Linked DNA regions of Homo sapiens: region 2 is linked to region 1. The links are chromatin contacts, found by Hi-C in ENCODE. All regions are on one chromosome and are shown on one strand. The core of a region is the stretch at or near the end of the contact, and the rest is flanking DNA. Distances in the headings are between cores, read along the strand shown. Region 1 holds the start of MNX1 (motor neuron and pancreas homeobox 1). Region 2 holds the start of RNF32-DT (RNF32 divergent transcript).

Region 1 (6,751 bases), core at 105-2,604:
TCCCGGGCCTGCCTAATTCAGGGCGCTCTCGGCTCGCCTTCCCCCGGCGACTTCCTTCTCCTGCAGCCTTCGGGTTAATCATTAGATCTCAGTCTCACACCTCCAACTGCCCCTTCCCGTTAAGAGAGGAAGAGAAGGCAAGGCCTGCGCATGGCCATTTTAATAATTCGCTGCCCGTCTCATGCCTGGGGGTCCGGGCGAGTCCTCGCAGGCCCCGGGCAGAGCCGAGGCGGCTTCGCAGCTCTTCCCCCGCTCGCTGGGAGCCAAGCGCAGAGAGGGGCAGGCGGTGCCGGTGGAGGATGCGCGAGGCCCTCCCGCCACGCGCATCCACGGGGGCCGCAGGGTACTCACAGTTGAAGTCGGGCATCTTAGGCAGGATCATGCCCGCGGTGGACGCGCGCAGCCACTGGTCCAGCTGGAAGGTGCCGGCGCCCAGCTTGATGGGGTCGGCGGGGTGCGCGGGGTGCGCGCCTTGCACCTGCGGGTACGAGTAGGAGAGCGCCGGGTGCTGGCCCGCCAGCGCAGCCGCCGCCGCCGCCGCGGAGTAGCCGTAGACCGGGTGGCCGTAGAGCGCCGCCTGCGCCGGGAGGCCCGCGCCGCCCTGCGCGCCCCCAGGGTGCAGCCCCAGCGCCAGGCCCCCAGCGGCGGCGGCGGCGGCGGCGGCGGCGGCAGCGGCCGCTGCGCCCGGATGCGCGTGGTGGTGGGGCCCCCCGTGCCCGCCGCCCGTGCCGCCGCCGCCGCCGCCCGCGCCCAGGAAGCCCGGCTTGGGCAGCAGCGCGCAGTGCGCGGCCAGCAGGCGCGGCGGCGACGGGCTCTCGGCGCGCAGGCGGTCGGCGGGCGCAGCCGGCGGCTCCGAGGACGCGGGGCTGCAGCTGCCGCTAGTCCCGCCGCTCGCCCCGCCGCCGCCGCCGCCACCTCCGGTGCCAGATGCGGCGGCGGCGAGCGACGTGACCAAGGCCAGCGGCGCGCTCTGCGCAGAGGCGGCTCGTGGGGGGTCCACCGCCAGCAGGGCGTCGATGCGGAAATTTTTGGATTTTTCCATCGGCTCGTTTGGGGCTGGCGCTCAGGGCCCGGTGGCGGGCGACGCGGCCGTGTGCGGGCTCGCGGAGTCAGTGCGTGCGGTGCAAGCCCGGGGGCTCGGTATTGTTATGGTGGTTATTTGCCAATAATCAAAGTCGCCGCCGGAAACTCAGCCGAGGGTGACCATGGTCCCGGCGCCTCCTCCGTGCGGGCCCCGCCCCGGGCCGCGCTCGCACAAACTCCCACGCGAGTGCTTCCCCGCGTCCGGGCCCGGGAGCCCGGTTCTTTGCGCTGCAGCCCTCAGGCGACCGCGCGGAGGCCGCTGCCGCCGTGGTGGGGACCCGCGCCCCTCCGCGCACTTGAAGCTCAGCGCGGCTTCCGATTGGCGCGCGCAGCGGGGGCCCGGGGAGGGCCGCGGGCTCCGCCATTGGCCGAGGGGCGCACCTGTCACCGTCCCGGCCGCCCGCCGCCCCGCCCCCGCGCCGCGAGGTCCTAAGCAGCCCGGGCTGTTGCGCGGCGCTGGCGGGCGGGGACACCAACGGGGAGTGGATACTCCGAGGCTCAACCTGGGGCCTCTGCCCGCCCTCCCCTGGGTGCGGAGCCGGACGGCGGGCACTGGCAACCCCCGGGCCCCTGGAGAGCCCCGCGGCGGCCCAAGACCCGCTCCCGAGACACGTGGGCCCCTCCGGACTTGGTTGGTCCCTGGAGCCAGCTGCGCGCGTCCTCTCCGGCCTCCTTGTCGGCGCTGGAGTGGGTCCACGTCTGCCTTGCGGAGCGCGGTGGTTCCACGCTCCTGAGCGCCCACGCTGCGCAGACCTGGCCGCTCTGCGAGGCGACGGCAGCGCACTGAAGACCGTGGTGTTTCCCAAGCCCTCCCTGCTCTCGGGCCTCCAGGGCGCAGCAGGGGAGGGTTTTGTCCCCGTGGCCAAAGCTCTGCAGGTCGAACCTTATCTGCTATGGGAAGGCCCCGCATTTTCAGGTGTGTGTGCGGGGGTGTGGGGGTGTAAACGCGCATGTGAGTGTGAGTTTGGCCTCCACGAATCCTCTCTGGGAGCCCCTGCCCCAGTCAAGGCGGAGACGGTAGATCTGGGCGCTCTGGCCTGCAGAACCCAAGTCGGCTTGCAGACGTCGCCCACGTGCCTGCTCAGTGGAGCGGGTCCTCGGTGACAAGGCTCTTCCTCGCTGCCGAGGGATGCCCATGGGCTTGCGGGAGTCAAGGCCCACACACCTCGGCCCTGAAAAACCCGTGGGGCCCGGCATCCTTCGGAAGCCCTGCCGCTGCGACCCCCGGCCAGTCCCCGGGCAGGAGCGGGGAAAGGCTATGTCTCTCGTGCTGCCGGGGCCTCCTGGGAAGTGGAGAGGAAAGGGCTTCCCGTGAGTGAGCGAGGCACGGAGTGAGCATCCAGGTCTCACCCCTCCCCCACACGCACACTTCAAATATTTACAGTAAAACCACTTCCAAGGGCGTTTTTGAAGCTGAAAGAATCCACACAGGGGTCGGGAAGTCAAGCGGCATCAACACCAGGCTTTGTCAATAGCGCCATTAGACCCAGTTATCTTCCCCAGCAAGCGTGAGAACTGGGAGGGAGTTCCAGGTTCCAGGGCTTGCTATGCAGGTGAGAGGTGAATAAAGGACCGGAAGGGGCTGTGGAGAGGGGAGAGAGCCAAAGAGAAACTCAGTGCCAGGTAAACTTCAAAATTAGCACGCCAGGTTGCTACAAGAGGGATTTTTAAAAAGGCAAATATAGAGACCTTGCCACTTCTCCTCAAAAGGCTTTTGACCTAGGCGAGAGTTGATGACAGTGACTCTGTTGCCATGAGTGGTATCGTTTTCATTATAACACAGGGTAGTTCCCAGATGCACAGGACTGGTTGGAAGGTTAGGAGGATGGCAATGGATGAGTAACTGCAACTTGGAGTAAATGTGATCTGGCTTTGCAGAGCCGACCACTGGTAAAAAGAAATCCCAGGCATTCACATGGAGTTTGTCGTGCCTTTAGATGTCTTTGTGGTGACACAAATGCAGTTCTACCTCTCACTGGAGAGAGGGAAACACGCGCATTTCTTGAACACCTACTATGTGCTATGAGCTTTCTGCAATTCTCATCCGTAATCTTCACTATGACACTAGAAGGAAGATTTTTATCATCTCCGTATCTCCATTTTCTTTTCTTTCTTTTTTTTTTTTGTATTTTTGGTAGAGACGGGGTTTCACCGTGTTAGCGAGGATGGTCTTGATCGCCTGACCTCCTGATCCGCGCGCCTCGGCCTCCCAAAGTGCTGGGATTACAGGAGTCAGCCACCGCGCCAGGCGCCCCCCACTTTTTTTTTTTTTTTTTGAGATGGAGTTTTGTTCTTGTTGCCCGGGCTGGAGTGCAATGCCATGATCATGGCTCACTGCAACCTCCATCTCCCAGGTTCAAGCGATTCTTCTGCCTCAGCCTCCCCAATAGCTGAGATTACAGGCATGTGCCACCAGGCCAGGCTAATTTTTGTGTTTTTAGTAGAGATGGGGTTTCACCATGTTGGTCAGGCTGGTCTCGAACTCCCGACCTCAGGTGATCCACCCACTTCAGCCTCCCAAAGTGCTGGGATTACAGGCATGAGCGACCGTGCCCGGGCTATCATCTCCATTTTCTAGAGTACAAGTTCAGAGAGTTTGGGATCCTTGTTCCCAGCAGACAGTTTGGCCTTAGAGCTGGGAGTGGGACCAGGTCTGATTGCAGAGGCCACACTGTTCCCACCCTGCTGCCCTCAAAGCTTTCAGGTACACCTAGCCCTGAGTCCCCATCCCATCTGTTTCTTTTTGGGGAGGGAAGGATTGTAAAGGAGACCAGAGATTCTTAGCCACCTGTCCCAGGCAGGAAGCCCTAGCTGTGACTCTGCCTCCCCAGGGTAGAGAACACAGCCTTGGCCTCCTCCTCCAGGGGTTTGGCACCAAGGCTGACTTGCCTTTCTCTTCTCATCACCCCCATCTGCTGGGGGCAGATTGCTTGGTCCTGAGGTCAATGATTTAGGGAGCTGGGGGAAGGGAGTGGCTGCAGAAGAAATCTCCCAGGATGGACCTTGGAGAAGATGCTGTTCCTCTCTCCAACCAAAAATACACACTGCCAGGGTGATTTTAGTTGGTGATGGGGTGTGTAGTCTAGACTCATGACATCAGCCATCTCCTTCAACAAAATCACAGTGGGTGTTTTCTGGCTTTTTTTTTTAACTCCTAGAGGAATTAATTTCACCCCTTTTTGTTCTGTAATAACCATGGTCCAAAACCCCTTCACACCCTGTCTCATGTTTCTATTCTGCCTGAGACCTGCTGAGGACACCTCCCTGAAAACACAGACAGGACAACACGTGTGCAGGTCCTTCAGGTGTCTGTACCACCTGTGGGGCTGTGCAAGGCTGTCCGAGGAGGCCTAGCCTAGCAGCCCTGCGTCCTGTCCGGACCGCCCCTCTGGCTGAGGTGCCATTTCAGGAATCTGAAGCTCCTTATCTCGATGGATTTGTTTCTTTGTCTACAGAAGCAGGGGTTGGACCAAATGGACTCTAAGGAGCTATAGGGCCTTAAAATGATCAGATGTTCTGCTTATATTTAAGAATATGTTAATATAAAAAGGAGGTTCTCTGTAAAGCTGCATGGAGAGAGGCAGGTGTGGGGGAGAGAGGGAGCTATCTGGGAAGTGTGGATCTTTGTGTGGTTTACAATGTGTGAGGCGGAGCCTGCTGGGTCTCTTCCTGTTCCCAGTATCTGTATTGATCCAGCCCAGCTGGCTTTGGGGCAGTCTGGAGCTGGGCTTGGGTCTTGGGAAGGGCCACAAAGAGAGATCAAAGGTCTGATCCTAGTAGTGCTACCAAACCTGAGTCTCCAGGTGAGTTTTCTCTCCAGCGGCCCCAGGGGCAGAACTCAGCCCTGGAGAGTTCTCCCTGGAGCTCTTGGTTTCTCAAGACAGGCAGAGAGGGCCTGGTGCACCCTAATCAGCTGGCCCCCACCACAGCTCCTCCCTGCCCAGCGCGGGAGCCTGCTTTCTACAGGCCTCCTGTTAAGGAACTGAAGAGTGCCTGCAGCTGCCCTTCCTTCCACTACTTGGGAAGGAGATGGTGATTTCTACAAACCATCACAAAAGAAAACGCCGTTGTAGTCTGTGTCTGTTTACATCTGGACTTACACACACAACTGGGAACCCGTGAGGACTGGGGAAAAAACCTGTACATTCACATATTCACAAGATGCGAGGCAGGTATCATGCATTTATTTATCATTTAGATATTGCTTTTTTTCCATGTGAAATGGAGCAGTTGCCTGGAAGGGCACTGGGTGGCTGAAGCAGGGGGCAGATCTTGCATTTCCAAAACTGAAGCCCAGGGCCAACAGAGAGGACTTGGCTGCAGAGGGGCCCAGGCACATTAGTCCTGTCCTGCTGAAGCCATGTGGTCTTCGGGGACTCATGCAGTTCCGTTTCAATGTAAACTGTCAAGGCTTTCTTCAGGAAACAGGCATGAAGATGCTGTGTAACTGGCCGGAGGGACCTAAGCACGAGTTTGAGATGGGACTTGCCCCTGGCACAGGAAGTAGCTTAGTTAGGCTGGAGTGGGAGCCCAGAGGGTCAGAGCAGGAACTGCTGGGAGATGCTCCGACCTCCTTCCTGGAGCTCAGAGGGAAGGAGAATCTGTGGAGAGGGCCTAGGCTCACCGGAGCTGGGGACATCTGCTCAGGTCCCCCCACCAACCCCAGCCCCTTCAGAGCAATGGGGGCCAAAGGCATCAAGTCATTCATGCTGTCCTTTGATCTGCTGACCTCCTCTATGGCCCCTGGGAGCTGGGCCTTAAAGGAGTCTGGAAAGGGTAGGCTCAGGATTAGCAACCCAAAGACCTGCAGCTCAAACCCTCAAACCGAGGCGGGGCCTGAGGTGGGCCCAGGTCTGCTGTGTGCTCCGCTCTATGGGTTTTCTCCCTCAGCCCCTCCTCCTCAGCCTCTCCCTGCAACCTGGATTTCCTGTTGCCATTTTAGAGGGCACCCTCACCCCGACTCCTCTCGCATGGCCAGCACCACCCAGGCTGCACTGGCAATGTGAGCCCCCCAGAACACCCCAAGTCACTGGCTTGACCCTCTCCTCTGAGCCCAGCCCTGGCTGCAAACAACCAGCCCCTACCAGGGGGGCTTGGCGAGAAGTTAGGGAGATGCCACAGGATTTAAATTAGTCAAATTCAGTGACCCAGGGGCCTTCTATTTTTGGAAATTTCCTCCAGAGACAAAAATCTCTGCTTCCTTCCAGACCTTGGGCAGCCTCCCAGCTTCCCTGGACCCTGAAGGGAAGGGACAGGCCTGGCCACCCTGGGCTCAGCTTCTGGCCCAGGTCTCCTTCTGACACAAGGTGAAATCCTTTCCAGCCTCTTCGAAGCTTCTTGTGTCATAAAGAGAAACAAACCTTGGGAGGGAAGAGAGGCTCCTTTGAGCCCCTTTCATTGTTTTGGGGGAATAACAACCCTCCACAGAAATGAAAGCCTTCTCTGGAGTCTTTTTCTCTTTGCTACAAACATTTTATTTTGTTTTATTTTATTCCAGATTCACGCAGGGCCCTCTGCAGACTGTTGGCAGAAAAAAGGTAGCCACCAAACACATGCATAAGCTGGACTTTTCCCAGAATGCTGCAGCAGAACTACCCTCCAGATAGACACTAGCCTGCGGGCCACAGTGCTACGTGAGTCTTGCAAAGAGGAGATCTTTATGGCGAGG
Region 2 (6,751 bases), core at 2,690-5,189, 370 kb before region 1:
ATAAATAAATATACAAGTGTGAGTAGAAAGTTAAAGGTAATACAGAAGATTAAGAAAAATAAATGGAGAGATGGTTTTGGTGAAGGTTAAAATTGAGAACTAAATTAAAGATGAACCCCATGCCACCAATTTCTGCTCCTTAGGTTTGTTTTAGATGTCAAGGACTGTGTTAAGAGAGACAAGAGTCAAATAGGCACTGAGTAGGCTTTGAGAATATTTTGTACATAACAAAGGAGAAATGTGAGAGCATTAAGATACTAAAATGTGAGAAGGATATTGAACTAAGAACCATTCTGACCCTGCCTAGGCTTTCATTAGTGCAGTGTTTAGAGACTAGGCAGGTGGGCAAATTCAAATATTATGGGTATGATACATTAAGAATCCATAGGCCAGGCACGGTGGTTCACGCCTGTAATCCCAGCACTTTGGGAGGCCGAGGCAGGCGGATCACCTGAGGTCAGAAGTTCAAGACCAGCCTGGCCAACATAGCGAAACCCCGACTCTACTAAAAAATACAAAAATTAGCTAAGCGTGGTGACGGGCACCTGTAATCCCAGCTATTCGGGAGGCTAAGACAGGAGAATTACTTGATCCTGGGAGGCAGAAGTTGCAGTGAGCCGAGATGGCGCCACTGCATTCCAGCCTGGGCAACAGAGACTCTGTCTCAAAATAAATAAATAAATAAATAAATAAATAAATAAATAAATAAATAAATAAAAATACAGGGCCAGCACTAGTATCCAATATCATGATCTCTAGTGTCATCATGAAGAAAACCCCATCTTCCACAAGCTGGACTCCAACTGCCTATTCTAGTATTTGAACACTTTCTGTGAATTGCGCTCTACACAAGCAAAATATAAGATTTTCCCTTCATATCAATGTCTTCCACTTAAATAGTCCGCTATTGCCATCCATCTTGGGCTGCTCTTCCTTGGATAAGCACAGGTATCATCACTCTTTTTGTGATAATGTTTATACAACAGATCTCTTAGAGTACCACCCGCAGCTTTCTTCTTAAGCACAGTGGAGTACAGAAGTGCATCTTAATCAGCCAAGTACACTGGTGCCCTTCTCCTTGTGACTAAGCACCTCAACATCCTTAACATCATGCACCTCTAATTTTCTCTTCCGTCTCCACTATTCCTAGGACATTCAATTAGTGGTTTTGAAATTCTAAAACAATCATGTGGGTGCTTACACAAATGGCACTGAACAGCACCATGGAGAATGTACTCAATAGCAGTTTTCTGAAGATGTAAACATGCTTTGTATACATGCAGTTTCTCAGGCCCATCTCAAAAAAACAAAAAAACTTTTTTAAAACAAAAGGCATAATGTTAAAATACAAATCATTGATAACATGGTTTTGGGGACAAGATAGGTTGACTATATTTTTAATTATCCCTATCCAAGAATGTTGCATTCTGATCATCTAACTCATTTCAACAGAACACACTATCTTGAAGAATGAATGTATTCTTCAAATATCAACTATGTTAGCTTTGTTTTTGTCAAGAATTAGAAAGCAATAAGGTTAAATTTTCAGTCAAGCCTATACTTAACACAAATCGATTGCACATTTCAAAATAGCTAGAATAATTTGAATGTTCCTAGTGTAAATAGAAGATAAATATTTAAGGGGATGGATATCCCAATTACCCTGATTTGATTTTATGAATTTATCGAATTATCACGTTATCCAAAAACATGTTCATCTAATATGTATCAATAAAAAATAAATTTAAAAATAAAAAATTCACAATATTCTTCGTGGCTAACTGAAGAATGACCAATTTATTTTGAATAGAAAACATGCAGACAGAAAAACTATCATGAAAATTTAAACATGTGAACAGAGGGTAGGAATTTTAAAACGGTAATTTTTCTTAGAACTTTAAAGTTCAAGAAAAATACCTTAAAACCAACATAAAGAATAGCAGGCACTGTACTAAGCAGTTCACCCACAGTATCATGTTTTAATCTCACCACAGCCATAAGGCGGTAATAGCATGCATAGATATCATTCCAATTTTTCCTGTTGCAAGTAACAGAAAACCAGACCCCATCTGGCTGAAGCCAGTAAGAGAAAAGACTAACAGGAGGGCCAGCCTCAGGACTCAAATACGTCACCAGGACATGGGTTGCGTCCCAGTCTCAGCTCTGCCAGTTCCTGTAGAACCCTCCTTCCAAGGTTCACAGGGTGGCTACCATAGCTTCAGGCCCTCACCTCATGATAAGACAGCAATACAACTGCCATTTCATGTCTGTTGCTGTTTCTACATTCAGTTAGAATTAAATAAATTTTCCAGTAGCACCCACAAAAATACTGAGTCCACCTGGTTGGCCTACCTAGATATATCGCCAGCCCTGATCAAGTCACTGGTCACGGGCCTGGATTTTCTGGTTCGCTTAGGCTAATCATACGTCCCATCCCAGGACTGAAGAAGTACCAGGGCTGTTGCTGGAGAGTGGCTAATGTCCCCTTTACAAATAAGGAGCTCATGGTTTAGGAAGATGAGCTTGCCAAAAATCACACACTTGTAAAATAAGTCAAAATTTGAACTTAAGTCTACTTATCTGAGCCCAAAGTCTTACAACCATTTATGGCTGTTATCCTAACACCTACGTCGCGGAACGGAAGAGTCCTAAGACTGCAAAGACCCTTCCTTTTCTTCTAGATCCAGTCTAAGTTGGTTGGTAATTTCTTTAGACCCTGCTTTCAGGGAAGTTTAAAAAAAATTACTTGCATTTGTATATTTTCCTTGTATTTTCGGCCAAATTTCTTCTAATTAAAGTACAACATAAGTTGAACCAACACAATAATTGTCATATTAAGAAAAGATAAAACAAACTTTACTCATTTCTGCTTCTGGGCATGGAGTGTGAGGGACCAGACTTAAGTTCTCAAACAACTACAAAATCAGACCAAAAAATACAATGGTTTCCAGGCACCGGACGACAGGCAGTGCAGGGCTGTGATCCTTAAGAGAAGGGAAGCAGCGAGCCAGAGTATCCAGGCCACAACCCAAATGGAGGCCAAGAGAGGAACAGCAGAGGATACAGAGGGAGGGTTCCAGGGGCCAAGACGCAATCCGAGGGGAAGCCCTTCCGGGGAGAGCTGGAGTCCTGGGGTGGCCTTCTCGAGTCTTCCCGAGCAGGTCTGTGCAGCGAGGAAACATCCGAGGCTGGAGTGAGCCACGCGGAGGAGGAAGAACAGCCCGAGCTCACAGGGGCGGGGAAGAGTTCTAGCTCGCGACAGCCCCTGGGAGGAACCCTGCACTATTTGTGGCGTCGAGTAAAGCACCGGAAGGCTCTGCTCAGGAGCGTGAACGACACCGCCCGCTGCAAGCCTGGAAAGGAACGCGTTGCCTCAATTCACTCCGATGTGTCACACACGCGGCTCAGTCACCTAGGGAGCAGGAAAAGGCCAGCGGGCCACGCAGGGCTCACCCGGGCCTGCATCCAAACGCAAACGGCCAGGCCCACGAAGCAGGAAACACAACCCGCAACGAGAAGCAAAGGGATCCACAGAGAAGGGCCAGGAGTCACGGACGACGCCAGGCAGTCGGCGCCTGCGCTTCCGCGAGCCAAGACGCCTGAGCGGCGCGGGGGGATCGGGGGATCCCCCAGAAAACTGCCCTCGACTAACAGCGCAGCGAAGGGGCGGTGCGCTCGAGACCCTGGAACGGGAACGACCACAGCCACCGCAGGGAAACAACCGGGGCCCAGGCCCAGGTGGGCGGGCGGCTGAGGAGCGTGGCTGCGCCCACAAAGCCGCCGGGGGCTGCGGACTACAGCGAAGCCGGCGCGGGGCTCGGCCCTCACTACACGAGGCCTGGGCGCCTGCACGCCCCCGTGCTTCAGCCCGCGGCTCCCGAACACCCCCGCCAGGCGATCCCCAAAAACGCCCGCTGCGCGAGCCTCGACGGGAACGCACCTGCGTCTAGACGCTGACGCCGTGCGCGGGGCGGGGGCCGGCGAGCATGCGCAGTGTGGTGTGGACAGGGCGTGGTTGGCAAGCATGCGCAATGTGGGCCGGGCGGGGCTGGCGAGCATGCGCAGTATGGGGCGGGGCGGGGCAGGGCTGGTGAGCAAGCCCGCGGGGAGCGAGCGCGGAGGCGGGCGTTGCTACGGCAACGGTGGGCGGCCAGGGAGTTGCCTGAGGGAAAAGGGGCAGACGTCCCTGGGTTCCGGTGTTCGCGGAGGAGTCGAGGCACGGAGAGGCTTCGGGGGAGGGACGGAAAGAAGGGTGGCCCGCCAGGCGGGCGGGGTCCATGGATTCGGGGTGAGGGCCGTCCGCGGCCTCGCTTTCGCCTCCTCCGAGCCGGGCCGGCGATGGCCGCAGCTGTGAGGCGAGGTCGGGTCCCGTAGCGGCGCGCAGCCTCCTTGGGGGACTCGGGGTCCTGGTTAGTTTCCACAGCTCCTTCTATCTGAGGGGTACGAATTTACGGCTGCCTAAAGCCTTAGAACAGTGATCCCACGTCGGTAATTTTAGAACCCGGTAGGACCGGCTGCCATCAGGGGCCCCAGGTGCAGGGTGGTGTCAGCTTTGAGAGGAATTGGAGCCTCGTCACCGCGCGCTTCCTGCATGAGTGGAACCTCAGAAAACGGTCAGCGGGGTTCAGAAGGCAGGAGATAACACCAAGACCCTACGTAGGATTGCATCTTTACGTCGTAGGCTTGGTCTCGTGTATTTTTATTGAGCGTGTTTAATTAGCTGAGGTTACTCGCTTTGGCACCCCAGTGATCGTTTTTGCCACCAAGCTCTGCCTCTTGAGCGTTTAATACTGGGATTTACAAAGCAACGGGTTCCTGTTAATCTTAGCTTTCAATACTGGGCAAGGGTTACGTTTCTAACCCTACCAGTGCCGCAGGCTCATTATATATTGAAGGACTCACCTGGTATTTGGTTTTCTCATTTATAAAGTGGAGTTGGAGTAGGTACTTGAAGGGTTTTCAATACCTTTAAATTCTGAATTTTAAACTCTAAAACTTAATGATACCGTAGGACTTTAAGAGAGTATAGGTTTTAAAAGCTCTTACCTTGATATTAATGACAGTGGTCTACTGTGTAGAAACTTGAGATTAAATTGCAGACTGCAGCTATGACCGGACCATTTTTAGTGTGATGCAAACTGTATCTTCTGCAGGTTATAGGCATTTTGGAAGCAGGAACTGAGAAAATTCTGGCAGTGATCTTTCAGTATTTTAAATTCCACCATTTCTCCAAGTTCAGTTGTCTTGATGAGATACAGGGTGGAACTTATTTCAAACATCTCTTGATGCCAGAATTGAACGGGAACAGAAAAGGGCTGTAGTAAGAACCATCATCAAAGCCTCCAGGACTTGAGCAGCGACTGACGTTTTTACTTCTAACCCTGGATATCTCAGAGATTTGGTTCCACTGTGCTTTTCTATCTCTCCACTCACGCCTTAGTGAGTTTGTTCTTTCGGTTGGAGTAATTTAATACAAGTGTTAGTCCTTAGAAATACATTTTGGATTAATTTCTTTCTATTTTTAGAGTTAGGCCCTCAACACAGTAAGTCTTCACTTAACATCATCCATAGGTTCTTAGAAACTGGAGCTTTAAGCCATGCAGTGTACAAGGAAACCAGTTTCACCATAGGTTAATTGATATAAATAAGAGGAAAGTTCCCACAGCACATTCCTGGTCACAAAAACATCGCCAAACTTCTAAATAAAGACCAAAGCACTTCTAATATGAAACACTGAAGTACATATGAGCTCTACATTTAAGAAATATCATTACCCAATTTCTGGTGAATCCATGAGTGACCGGGTTGTGGAGGGGCTGTGTTAAAGATAATGTTGGCCAAGCCAAAGCTCTGAAGCACCTCCCCCTACCATGCAGTTTCAAAACAAACAGGAGCCACTTCTCAGCCCGCTGGGCCTTTCTTACTGCATCGGGTATTGTCCTGCATCTCTGTGTGAATACCGTATGCTTTACGAGTTTTTATTTGACAATAATTTGTATCCTTTCATTTTCCAACCTGCTTATTCCAGTTCAGGGTGGCAGGGGGCTGAGCCCATCCAGGCAGCTCAGGACCAAGGCGGGCAACAGTCCTGGAGAGGACGGCATCCCATGGCAGGGCACACTCACACTCACTCAGACGGGGACGCCCCAGTGAGCCTCACGTGCACAGCTTTGGGATGTGGGAGGAACCCGGGGTACCTGGAGGAAACCCACAGCACATGGGGAGGACGTGCAAACTCCAAACAGACAGTGGCCCCTGCTGGGGATCAATTTTTTTTCTCATCAGCGTTATAGGGAAACAACATTAGAAGAAATATGTTCAAGGGCCTTCTGTGCCAGTTCCTAGATTACTTGAATAACTTTCTATTTCTCCTCATCACAGTATATTTTGAATACATCTGTCTTCATAAAATACACCATGTCCAAAATCTAAAAGGGCCAATTCCAAATTATTCCACCAGCTTTGAAGGGAATTGAAGCAAGAATAACAAGAGTAAGTTCTGTGTGAAAAGACCTACTTTAGATACTTCAAAGGTTGTCTCATTAATCCTTGCGGCAACCCTGCAAAGCCAGCGTTATTATACCTGCTTTATAGATGAGGAGCCTGGGGCTCAGCTGTGTCCAGTATCTTGCGCAGCAAAGCGGTAGAGTTCAATTGGAACTCAAGTTGGTCTGTCCCCATATTCTGTACTTCTGTGTTCTGGACAGACTGAAGTTAGCCAGTGTTCCTCTTGCGTTCCAGTTTCTTCATT

The links. Hi-C counts contacts between places; a loop is a spot of excess contacts on that map. Pooled maps may share reads with other maps.
Region 2: a pooled map shows a loop between it and region 1 (8-fold over the local background). The contact joins the promoter of RNF32-DT here to the promoter of MNX1 in region 1. A Hi-C loop is called at or near these places in 14 of 37 single-sample maps with no recorded cell type and 6 of 50 pooled maps.

Annotation. Positions count from the first base shown.
Region 1 is chr7:157,009,309-157,016,059 of GRCh38, forward strand. MNX1 (motor neuron and pancreas homeobox 1) reads right to left here and starts at 1,355. Exons shown (of 3, transcript NM_005515.4): 1 at 352-1,355. The coding sequence starts at 1,042. It overlaps MNX1-AS1 (MNX1 antisense RNA 1 (head to head)), which reads left to right and starts at 1,549. Exons shown (of 2, transcript NR_038835.1): 1 at 1,549-1,999; 2 at 6,581-6,751. RefSeq lists silencers at 517-566, 577-646, 1,157-1,766.
Region 2 is chr7:156,636,596-156,643,346 of GRCh38, forward strand. RNF32-DT (RNF32 divergent transcript) reads right to left here and starts at 3,940. Exons shown (of 4, transcript NR_026865.2): 1 at 2,353-3,940. RNF32 (ring finger protein 32) reads left to right here and starts at 4,179. Exons shown (of 9, transcript NM_030936.4): 1 at 4,179-4,216. RefSeq lists an enhancer at 3,610-4,201 and a silencer at 3,770-4,079.